3 separate regions of the Homo sapiens genome follow, and regions 1 and 3 are each linked to region 2. Evidence: chromatin contacts called from ENCODE Hi-C or POLR2A ChIA-PET data. All regions are on one chromosome and are shown on one strand. The core of a region is the stretch at or near the end of the contact, and the rest is flanking DNA. Distances in the headings are between cores, read along the strand shown.

Evidence for each region. A loop is a pair of places that touch in the nucleus more often than their neighbours do. ChIA-PET counts read pairs that join two places held with the same protein, here RNA polymerase II (POLR2A). Pooled maps may share reads with other maps.
Region 1: a loop to region 2 is called in a pooled map, with 2.7 times the contacts of the local background. The contact joins the promoter of EREG here to the promoter of BTC in region 2. A Hi-C loop is called at or near these places in 7 of 168 maps with a recorded cell type or tissue (Caco-2, HCT116, PC-9 and 4 more) and 10 of 50 pooled maps. POLR2A ChIA-PET finds 5 or more read pairs at or near these places in 1 of 52 experiments (PC-3).
Region 3: a loop to region 2 is called in a map of esophagus muscularis mucosa, with 2.8 times the contacts of the local background. The contact joins the promoter of AREG here to the promoter of BTC in region 2. A Hi-C loop is called at or near these places in 2 of 168 maps with a recorded cell type or tissue (esophagus muscularis mucosa and mammary epithelial cell).

Annotation. Positions count from the first base shown.
Region 1 is chr4:74,362,498-74,366,463 of GRCh38, reverse strand. It overlaps EREG (epiregulin), which reads right to left and starts at 1,319. Exons shown (of 5, transcript NM_001432.3): 1 at 1,089-1,319. The coding sequence starts at 1,155. LOC105377276 (a long non-coding RNA gene) reads left to right here and starts at 1,123. Exons shown (of 3, transcript NR_188415.1): 1 at 1,123-1,313.
Region 2 is chr4:74,792,994-74,796,556 of GRCh38, reverse strand. BTC (betacellulin) reads left to right here and starts at 2,034. Exons shown (of 6, transcript NM_001729.4): 1 at 2,034-2,295. The coding sequence starts at 2,232.
Region 3 is chr4:74,443,200-74,447,256 of GRCh38, reverse strand. It overlaps AREG (amphiregulin), which reads right to left and starts at 2,121. Exons shown (of 6, transcript NM_001657.4): 1 at 1,851-2,121; 2 at 475-723. The coding sequence starts at 1,911. RefSeq lists a silencer at 654-854.

The DNA of each region.
Region 1 (3,966 bases), core at 70-2,569, 430 kb after region 2:
GTTTCCACTTGTGTTCCTGGACTTAGACTTGTAAGTTTCAATTATGCATAGTATGCATTTCATTAGGTCTCTCAACCCCTGAGATAAGGTGTGCCAAAATAATAATTTAACAGTCACATCCTTCACAGGTAGAGTTAGAGTGTCTGGGGAATCAGCCTCATTCCAACTCCAGGGAGAATATGAGACTGGTGGTAACTTTTATTTTTTTATTAAGATATTCATATACGACTTCAAACTCTTTCAAATTCCTTAAACTGAAGTTTAAGGAATTGGAAAGAAGTAATTTTTTTTTAACAGAAAGGCTATTTAGAAAATTTTTCCCCTTGAACTAAATCATCTCAAATAGGAAGACTGGCATTTAAATACCCTCAGCGATCACAGGCTATGGAGTGCAATTAGCAGCAAGTGCAGAACGCTTGCTCCAGAGGCTGCTTGGGAGGCTGCAGGGAAAAACGCAAGCAGCAGGTGTAGGGGCGAAGGGCGGTGGGGAGCGCCAGGACCTGCCCAGGGCCCTTCTGCTCCAGATACCCTCGACCAGTGTTTTATTTCTCTTGTGTCTGGAGCTCAGCCAACTGGCACTGGCGCATACCAGCTCCTCCGGGAAAGCTAAACCAGGCTAGGTTTTAGAAAACTGAGCGCAAGACAGAGGAGAAAAGCTTTTTCCCCCCTCCAAAAAATTTCTTACGCTAGTTTCTATTCCCCACTCTCCAACAAAAAGGAACAAGACATGAAATGTTAACAGTGCGTTCCAGGCCTTTAGATTTCTAGGACTGGCAACTTTTCAAAAAAAAAAAAAAAGCTTTTTCAACAACTTTTTATTTTGTTTAATAAGGAGATATTTCAATCCATGCATAACATATATGCCAATAATTAATTCACCAATAAAAAGCATTTTAACATCGATCCCCAGTCCCCCCCACCCCAGTCCCACCATAGGGGAAGACAGACTCACAAAACAAGACGTAATTTTAAATAGAGCACACTTGAACCTGGAGACAACTCCGTACTTGTCGAATGACAAATGCACAGGAGCCTTCCTTATTTGTCTCCTCTTTGGGGCGGCCGGAAGCCAGAGGGGGAGAACTTACCCAGGCAGAGCAGCAGCGCAGGGACCCTGCCGGCACAGAGCATCTCCATCCTCCTCCCCGCGGTCATCGGCGATGGGAGCGGGCGCTGGGGCTTGGCGGAGGGCGGCTGCGGAGAGTGCACGGGCAGGGCGGGAGCAGACGGGCTCGCGGCAGTGGCTGGAGAGCGGCTGTCAGCCTAGAAGGGACCCCACGTTGGCTGTGTCCCTCTGACACTGGAAATATCAGGCAAGTGAGCTCAACTGTCTGGTGCTGCGAACTTTATACTAGGGAGCCCCTCCCGGGCCCTAACGGGGTGAGGTCAAGAGTGCCCAGAGTTTCATAATTGGCCCGAGGGAGGAGCGGCAGGAGGACCGTCAGGAAGTCATCCTCCCTCCCTGGAGCACCTGAGAGTAGTGGTTGAGGAATGAAAAAATGTCTTTCCGATTGGCCGGGGACTACTCCCGAAACTTTTCCATCTCCCTCCGGGAGGTGGGGAGCGTGGACCAGATGGCTTGGTTTGCTTTGTGGGGTCACCTGCCCTGTAGTGGGTGGTTTTGGTTGCTCAGGGTGACGGACATAACTTGAATCAGTCTTTTAGCCAAGGCTGGCGTTCCCCATACATGCCTTTGGAGAGCTGTGCGTGTGACTTACTAACCTCAGCCACGAAAACTCCCTTAACTTGAAGTCTGTCAGTGATTCAAGCGCCCTCCTTGCATTGAAACGCCACCGCCCAGAAAAGCCTTTCCCATCTGCGCCTTCCTTCTGAGACCCCTGCTTCCAATGTGGCTCAGGCATTTATTACCTCAAAGTCGAGTCATTGTGAAGAAAATTCCTGTTATTTTTTTTCCTTCTGTCGTATTTGCCATTTGTCAGGTTGCTGCTTTTGATATGACTTCCTACTAAGTAGTGCCTTAATCCTGTCGCTCCCCTGCACAAAACCTTTCAACGACTTCCTATTGCTTTTTGGACAAGGCCTGCCACAAACGTGAAGCCAATCGGTCTTTTCAACCTCAGCTCCCACTATTTCCCCAGGCAAATTGTCTGACCCCAGCCAGGCTGGAAAACTCTAAGCCTTTCCTCACTCCCACTTTCCTGCCTATGCTGATGGAGTCGTACTTTGAGGCAATGGCTACTTTTTAAAGGAATTAGTGAAATCCTGCTCAAATTCATGGTTCTCCTCAAGGGCCTGGGCTTCTTAGGCTTGTGGATCTCTTTTCATTCTGATCTCTTATAGCTTTTGTCGTTTATCTTCTCCCTAGCCTCATAGAATTCTAGACCCGGTACTTTACACCTGGGAAAGCTACTTTGTATTCCTTGACTTTTTTTTTGTTTGTAAGTCCTATGTTCAGCTCTGTACTGTGTAAATTGTCTTCCTTTTCACTGCACTCCTCTATAGGACCTAAGAACTGTGAGTCAATTCAGCAGTACTGTATGTAAATATACATATTTGAATAGAAAATGGAATCTAATGGATGTTAACTCCTTACCTTTTTATTTCTACTTTTTAAAAAATTATTATTACTATTCCTTTTTTTTTTCTGGCTTTTTTCTCTCATACTCTAAGGCCCTTTAATGTCCAGAATGCTCTTGTTAGAAACAAATACTTCGGCCGGGCGCGGTGGCTCACGCCTGTAATCCCAGCACTTTGGGAGGCCGAGACGAGCGGATCACGAGGTCAGGAGATCGAGACCATCCTGGATAACACAGTGAAACCCCGTCTCTACTAAAAATACAAAAATTAGCCGGGCATGGTGGCGCGCGCCTGTAGTCCCAGCTACACGGGAGGCTGAGGCAGGAGAATGGCGTGAACCCGGGAGGCGGAGCTTGCAGTGAGTCGAGATCGCGCCACTGCACTCCAGCCTGGGCGACAGAGCGAAACTCCGTCTCAAAAAAAAAAAAAAAAGAAACAAATACTTCATCATGTTATCAGGGGTTAAGATTTAAACTGTCTGTGTGTGAATTCCTGGACAAGTTATTTAATCTGTCTCAATTTCCTCATACGTAAAACAGGGATAATAATAGTATCCAGCGCATAGGAAAATAATGAAAGTGCTTAGTAGAGTGCCTAGTACCGAGTTAGTGCTCACTAAAAATACCTACCATTATATGCAAACGTTGATGCTTAAGATGGTGGTACTTGGTAGTTGGTCAATATTTGTAAGTTAAATGAATCAATGAACAGTAGGATAGAGGTAGGCTGGGTTCCTAAGTCTAGCTTCCAAATCTATCAAGAAAGCAGGCATTGAGTGACTTCTCACTTAATAGCTTATTTTGGAAAAGAAGAAATGGAACCAAGGAAAATGATATTAGAAATGGGTTATAGTTTTATGGAGCATTGGTAGAGATCACAAGTTTCATAAATTAGAAAGAGGTAAAGTGACTTTTATGGTTATATAATGGCTTTTGTCCTACAAATTGGATCTGGAAAAAAAAATAGTCCCAGTGTTTTTGAGGAATGGAAGCAGAATTCAAACGAATGGAATGTCAACTGGGAGCATTTTCTATCAGGTACTTGCAAAGAGTGAGAGGAAGAGTTTTTAATCCTGATTAATGGCTTGTTTCTTTAAATATAGTGTGTTTTATGCTGAAAAGAAAGATGGTGGGGATGTGATGGGGAGAATGGGTCATGCTGACAATAATTGACAACAGTCACTTCTATGGTATTGATATGTGAAGAGGAATTTTTTAACTTTGTAACTAATGCCTGCAAGCATGAGATATCATCACTGTGAAAAAAATCCCTGTGCTTGTCTCAAAATTTTCCACAGCAATGTACTCTTTTGTAGGCTGATTTTATATGATGTGAAGAAATCTTTTCTTTATTAGTTCTATGTTTACTCAATTTTCTAGCCATTAGATATTGAGAATGACTCCACCATGACACATCAGAGGATTTGCA
Region 2 (3,563 bases), core at 785-3,284:
CTGGGGGAGAAAAAGAAGAAGGAGAAGGAGAGGGAAGAAGAGGAGGAAGAACAGAGAGAAAGAAAGTGAGGGGAAAAAAAAGAAACAAACAAAAAAAGACAGGAAAAGTCTCTTAACATTGAAGAGATTGGATATCCAGTGTCAGAAAATTTGGATTTTCTTGGGAGTACTTATTTTATTTATGGTGGTAAATAAAGCCCTCAAGGAAGGTTATTAATTTATCTGTCCTATTTAGTATATTAAATTATACTACTTCATATTCTAGTGGCCTGAAAAAGTTAATTTACCACTTGAATGGCATAAATGATGAATACTTACACCAAGTCCTGGAATTTTCCAATGCTCAACAAACATTTAGTACTTTTTGTTTAGGTCTCGCTTTTTTTTTTTTTTATTAGTATCTACGAAAAAGGAAAACAAAATTGTAGCATTCTGTTGGGGCTAACAGGACAGCTGTTGGCTAGGCTAAATGCCATCTTGGAGTAAGAGATACTTTAACTTAGGGCACTGGTGCTGAGAGATGGAGAGAATATCAGAAAAGAAAAATGCAGGGTGGAAGTGTTGAGAGGGAGGGAGATGATGTCAAAATCCATTGGCTTCCAGTGTTTCTGCTCTTTTTAGCTGGGGTGCAGTAACCTTCCATCTTACAACTTTGGGTTTCTTTAAACTTCATGCCTGCCCTCTCTACCAATGTTTTATGAGCTGTCATGTGGGACTAGAATGGGATTCTGAAAATTAAGAGCTGATTTTTATTCCACCGGATATATCAGTTGCCTGGGGCAGTAAAATAATTTAGTTTTGAAATGAAATGTTATTCGTGGGAGACAAGTGCACAACAATTTACTTAACTTAAACAGTAGGATGAGGAGGAAGAGGCAGACACCCAAACTACATTTCATATGTAAAATAAGGCTTACATGACTTTTGGATGCTATAGAAATAAAATTTCTGTACTGAGGGGCATAATTATCCACATAAATCTTATATGAGGAACACAGACCAGTACAAAAGCAGCTGTATCTTTTGGTTATCTTGGAGGCAATATATAACCACATAAGGTAAAATTGGATGCTGCTTGCTTTCTCTAAAAGCTGTGAGGATGTCTTTCTGTTCCAGAAATTGCTTAATGCAAGTAAATGAAAATATACTGAATACATGAGTAAATTCATAAACAGAAATACAAATGAAATTTCTAAAGTAGGTCCTGGTGAGCCCCAATTTTATGAATTATTAGAAGACAATGCACCCAGAAACTAAGACACTAGCTTGAAGACTTTTTTCATTTCTTTTCTTTTTTTTTTTTTTTTTTTTTGTTGCTGATGTTGTTGTTGTTGTTGTCGTTGTTTTGAAACAGTGTCTCACTCTTGCGCCTTGGCTGGAGTGAAGTGGCTCGATCTAGGCTCATTGAAGGCTCCATCTCCCAAGCTTAAGCGATCCTCCCCACCTCAGCCTCAGGGAATGGATGGGACTGCAGGTGCACACCACCATACCCGGCTATTAATTTACTTTTGTATTTTTTGTAGAGACGAGGTTTCGCTATGGCTTCAAGACTTTAAAAGGCAACAATGACTCTTTTGAAATTGCCTGCATTATCAAATGCCTGAAGTCAACCACAATGAATGGTGAGTCTGGTTTCTCCATGACACTAGCAATCCTCTGAAATAAAGGAAGTTAGAATTCCAGAACACGTTTGGGTCTCTGACTCTTCCTCGGTGGCTTCCAGGAGTTTAGGTCAGCCTGCAGGCCCGACCGGAACCCCCGACACCCCTCCACGCGGATTCTTTACATCTCCCTCCCTACCTTGTTTACGCCCTAGGGGGTAGGGAAATGAACAGTCAGTCAGGTGAGACCCAGCAGGGGGAGTGGTGAGCTGGTCCGAGGGCAGCCCGAATATGTCCCTGGGTGTGGGTATGGGTGTGGGGCAATTTGGGTGGGAGCAGCGTGGAGGCTCCCAGGACCAAGTCCTGCGCCTCTTTGGCGGGGTGTGTGCAGGAGGAGGGGGGATAAATAGGAGGCTCCCTCCTCCCGGCGACATTCACGGAGCCGGCCGGCCTCCCGCCCTGGGTGTTTCCCTGCCTTGTAGCCAGGGTGCCAGCCTGGGAAGTAGTTTCGTTTCCTTCTGCCTCCGGGATTAGTTTCCAGGCACCCTCTCAGGCGCCCGAGGCCCGGGAAGGGGGCGAAGAAGGAGGGAGACTTGTCTAGGGGCTGCCCGGCCCGGCAGAGCGGGGTTGATGGACCGGGCCGCCCGGTGCAGCGGCGCCAGCTCCCTGCCACTGCTCCTGGCCCTTGCCCTGGGTAAGTGGCCGTGCTGGGCACTGGAAACCAGGAGGAAAGTCTGGGGCTGGAGTCGCGGGGAGGGCGAACCCTGAACCGAGCTGGCATCTGGACAAGAGGGCGCGCTGGGGCTGGCAGGCGCGGGTTGGAGAACTTTGAAGGCTGGGAGAGCGCGAGGTTAAAGATCTGGCAATTGGGCACCTGGGGCTGCACCTGCTGGAGGCAGTCCCTAGACGCGTGAGAAGGCCCGAGGGCGGAAGCGATTCCGAGGTCCTCGCTGCCAGTGCTGCGAGCAGGCCGCCAGCTGCTGACTTGTGCGCACAGCAGAGGGCCTGGCGGCGCCGGCGGGCTGTCCACCGGGGTGAGGCGCTGTGCTCGCAAGTGAGGGTCGGGGGGTGGGGGCAGGGGCGAGCAGGGAAACCCACTAAAGAAGCTCACGTGGTAGTATAGACCAAGAAGCATATCCTGCAGGAGGCAGAAGAACGGGAACTCTTTGACTGAAGGTGTGATCACCTGGCGTTAGGGAAGAGTGCCAGCGGGAGGAGGAGTAGCAGGATGCCTAGAGCCCTCCAGAGGGTCTCTCCTGCCTCCTTAGGAGTCAGAACTCACAAAGCAGAGCTGGAACTTCAGATGTGGCTGGAAGCAGGCTTCCCCTTCCCCTCCACCGAGGGAAGGTAGTGAGAAGGCTTCTAAGTAGGAAAAAATCCCAACTCTTCAAAGCTTGCTCTCTGCATCATGGTCATTTTGCGGGGCAGAGAAGGGAAGGGAAACCAGTAACATTTTCTAATCTTAGCTGGGCTGTAGACACATCTGGGTTTGGAGCATTTATGTGGTAGGAGGAGAGTCTCCACAGCTGAAGTGTCACCACGATATCACTCCTACCTTCAAGCCTGGGAAGGGGACACCACAAATGAAAAAGAATGGGAATTCCTCTTATTGAGGAAAGAGAGGGGGAGCCTAAATGAAAACTTTCATTTGACTGTGTCCTTGGAGTAAGAGAGGTGGCTAAAAAGGTACAGTGAACTTGCTTGGAGGTGGATCAGACTTAGGACCAAGGTTAGAGAAAATAAACTTATTTAACAAACGCTGAAGAGGAAGGAGTCAGTAACAATTTAGTGGTAGAGTGAATGTGTACATTCATGAAGAAGAGCAATGGGGTTGAGACTTAACCCTAGAAATAGTACTGATGCTTTTGCCAGCATTGCTTGCAAGTAGCTGACATTCTCTTCCTCCACCGTGTCTAAACTATCCAACAGTCAAAGTATTCCCTGAGAATCTGTCGTAGTCAG
Region 3 (4,057 bases), core at 872-3,371, 350 kb after region 2:
GGGGAAGGGGATACAAAAGCTAAGATACAAAGTAGATAGGAATGGTTAATGTCTAAATTTGTCTCTCAGAATGGGGGTCATGTAGCATAGTGGGAAAGAGCTTAGTGTCTCTTCTGCATAGAATCAAACAGACTGGAGCTCTAATTCTAGCTCATCTGCTTGTCACCTGTAGAACCTAGAGCAAAACCTTTTTCGGCTTCAGTTATCACATCTGTAAAATGAGGATAACAATTCCTACTTAAAGTCATTGTGAAGATTAGGTTTAAAAATGAGACATACACCATTTATGATCACTCTGGCCATATAGGATGTGCCCACATTATGGTTCTTTTTGTCACAGTTTACCTAGGGGCTATCCAACAGATATACAATAAAGCCACTAGAAAATCTGGGGAGCAGCTTTACTTCTGAAGCAGCTTTGCTCATATAAACCCACATCTCACAGGCCATATTTTTGCTTTATCCCCTACTCACCTCTGACTGAATCATCGACAATATAGCCAGGTATTTGTGGTTCGTTATCATACTCTTCTGAGTAGTCATAGTCGGCTCCCGAGGACGGTTCACTACTAGAAGGCATTTCACTCACAGGGGAAATCTCACTCCCTGAAGACATCTCACTTCTTGAGGTAACCTCAAATCCATCAGCACTGTGGTCCCCAGAAAATGGTTCACGCTTCCCAGAGTAGGTGTCATTGAGGTCCAATCCAGCAGCATAATGGCCTGCAGGGGAGGGAATAAAGGAAGAAAAGAAAAGGTAAAGTAGGGTGCCTTTCGAGTCAGCTGTGTTAGGTAGAAAAGTTTATCTTTTGACATCAAAGCAGTTATTGCACATGTGCTATTGTTTGTGATTGAGTCATTTCTATGAAAGAAACTTTACATTTTTGCCAGCAAGCAAATTCAGCTGTCCCAATTACAGAAGTGCTTTTCTGAAGTTTTTCTTTTCCACAGATAATCCACATTAATTTCCACATCAAAAAAATCCCGCCAAATTGGCAAATTAATCTAATACAATTACTTGATGGGTAATGTCTAAAAATTCCCATCACTTCACATTCCAAATGCATTTCTTTTTTTGCTAGAATGCCATCCTGGCCTATTTCGGTAGGTTTTAGATACAAATATCAGATTTTCTTCAGATGTGTTCATATTTTTAAAAGATATTTTTAAAAGATGTGTTCATATTTTTAAAAGATGTGTTCATATTTTTAAAAGATATTTTTAAAAGATAATCTTTTAAAATAATATAAACAGTGGTTAATTATATCGATTATTATTGTCATTTTTCATTATCATTATTATTATTACTACATAGACAATAAACTGAGTACTAAGTAAGATTTGGGGCCCAGAGTTAAGCCACTGCTTTATCTTGCTTTTTCTTAGGTCTCAATAAAACAGCATCAGAGTGGTGCTTTTAACCTCTCGCCGGGATACTCTAAGTCCCTCTAGGAAGGTAAAGAAGAAATCACTAGACAGAGATGGAGAATTAGGCAGGAGGCAGCAAACACTGCTGGGTCCAATATCTGCGGAAATCACTTCACCTCTCTAGATCTTGGTCTTTTTAATCTTTTAATCTGTGAAACGAAGGGTTAGGTTCAAATGATCTCTCCCGTCTTCTCAGCTGAACTAAAGAAAAAGTACAGCGATTCTCTGGGACACCTTGTCCTGGACGTTTGAGACATCTGCCCTTCTCTTTTCCTCCTAGGGAGGGAGCTACAGTGATCACCTCCTGCGGCGCAGGGTCGGGGGAACTAAAGGGCGATTTTTAGAGAAGCAAGAGCCAAACTCAAGAGGCAAAACCTGCCATGGGAGGAGAGCCCAGCAGTTCAGCGCCGGTGAATCCTCACCTGAGCCGAGTATCAAGAGCGACAGCACCACCGGCGCCGGCGGTAGCAGCGGGGCTCTCATTGGTCCTTCGCAGCGGCGGCGTCTCGGTCTCTGGGGCAACTCGGTCTCTGGGACACGAGCTGCCGCCAAAACGAGCGGGTGTTGGAAGAGCGAGTGGAGACCGGGAGTGTGCGCCGCTCTCGAAGGCTTGGGGAGCTCGGGGCGGCGGGCGCGGCGCCTCGGGCTGTCCCGGGACCTCTGGGGCGCTGGCACCCAGGTGTGCGAACGTCTGTAGGGCGGCGCGCACCTGCCGCTTTATAGGCTCAGCCGGGAGGGGGCCGCAGCCCATGACGTCAAGGCCCGGCCGTGGGTGGAGGCAGGCGGCGCCCCAGAAGGTGCTACCCGAAAACCACGCGCGGAGGACACACGCCCCGCCTCCCTCGTGCGTAAGGATTCGCTGAGAGGAAGTGGAACTTAAACCTCTAGCTGCAAGCCGTTTTTGAGGGCGAGCAGGACTGGAGTTCCGGAGCTAGTACCTGACAGAAGTCCAGATGTTTCAAACTCTGACAACCTCTTTGTATACTTAACATCTACAACAGACAGGGATTAAATAGAAGAGTTCCGTATTTAGATGTAAAAGTACTTTAAGACCAAGAGTGACTTTGCCTGATGTTTCCAACAAGGATAAAGGACGAGAGAACTCAATGAGGAATTGCTTCATGTAGGATGGGCTTCTATCTCAATCAAGAGCCCCTTCCCACCCATTTCTGTGAAGTGGCCAGAATTTCAAATCCCCTCACTCCCTATTTCTTTATGTGGCCCAGGGGCCTCATCAACATTAATATTTATTGATGATTTATTATTGCCAAATTATGCACTTAAAATTTTACCTACACCATCTCACAGCCGATAATGTTCAAAGCCAGGTGGATATGAATTCTTCATCTGACTCTGAAATCTGCTGTTTTCCTCTCTGATGAATTTAGGTTTAAACTGATCCTTGAAAAGAGGGTTTCTGGGAAGAACAATATTTAGCCTAAAGGATAATTTCTACTGGTGGCATACTGGCATTTAGGTGAAGAGTAGTGCTCTAGACTGTGCCTCTCAAATCCCAAGATAAAAAGGTCAGCGTTGAGGGCCCACTTACAACCTAGTAGGATATTTAATCATGACAAGTAGATAAAATGAAGCGGAGACAGGAAGCTACTTAATTTGACTAACTTGGATGTACTGTCAACTAAAGAACTGGATTTTTCTTGACTTGAGGAAGAGAAAAAGCATTGTTCATTTTCCTTCACCTGGAGATATGATTCTTTCCTGATTGTTTCAGTAACACAGCCCTTTTAAGAATGTAGGTCAGGCCAGGCGCAGTGGCTCATGCCTGTAATCCCAGCACTTTGGGAAGCCGAGGCGGGTGGATCACCTGAGGTCAGGAGTTCGAGAGCAGCCTGGCCAAGATGGCAAAACCCCATCTTTACTAAAAATACAAAGGAAATTAGCTGGGCGTGATGGCGCGCGCCTGTAGTCCCAGCTACTCGGGTGGGCTGAGGCAGGAGACTCCCTTGAACCCGGGAGGCAGACGTTGCAGTGAGCCAAGGTCATGCCACTGTACTCCATCATGGGTGATAGAGCAAGACTCCGACTCAAAATAATAATAATAATAATAATAATAATAATAATAATAATAATAACGTGAGTCACAGTGCATCTGTCCTAATTCTGGAAATTTTTTTTTAAAAATCACTTATTTTTAATGGTATATCACAGTGCGTAGTCCAAATAATATCATGCATTTAGTAGAATGAAATAATCATGAATCATGCCTTCTATTCCACATTTGTTGAGAGTGTATTTTGTGTGAGCCACCTGCTTTATATTTTATGAAGGGGAGCAGTATAGGTTCACCAGGAGCTCAGTGGTGTGGGCCAGATACATAGATAAGTAATTCTAATAGATCACATGATGAGAAGGGTTCAGAGTGCCATGGAAAAAAAGGACATGGTTTAATTTTGCCTCTGTTTAATGGAAAGCTCTGTGGAAAGATGAAGAGGCCCCTCAAAGGCCTTCCCAGCAAATCTTTTACATGGAATAAAGACCTGATGTGAGGGTATGACCAAGTATGGGAAATAAGGCTAGAAAAGTGTCATGCCCATTCCAAAGTGAAGTAGGGGCCTGCACTGTTATCTGTTCTGGTGGATGAGGCAATTGTGATTCAGAGAGATTGAGA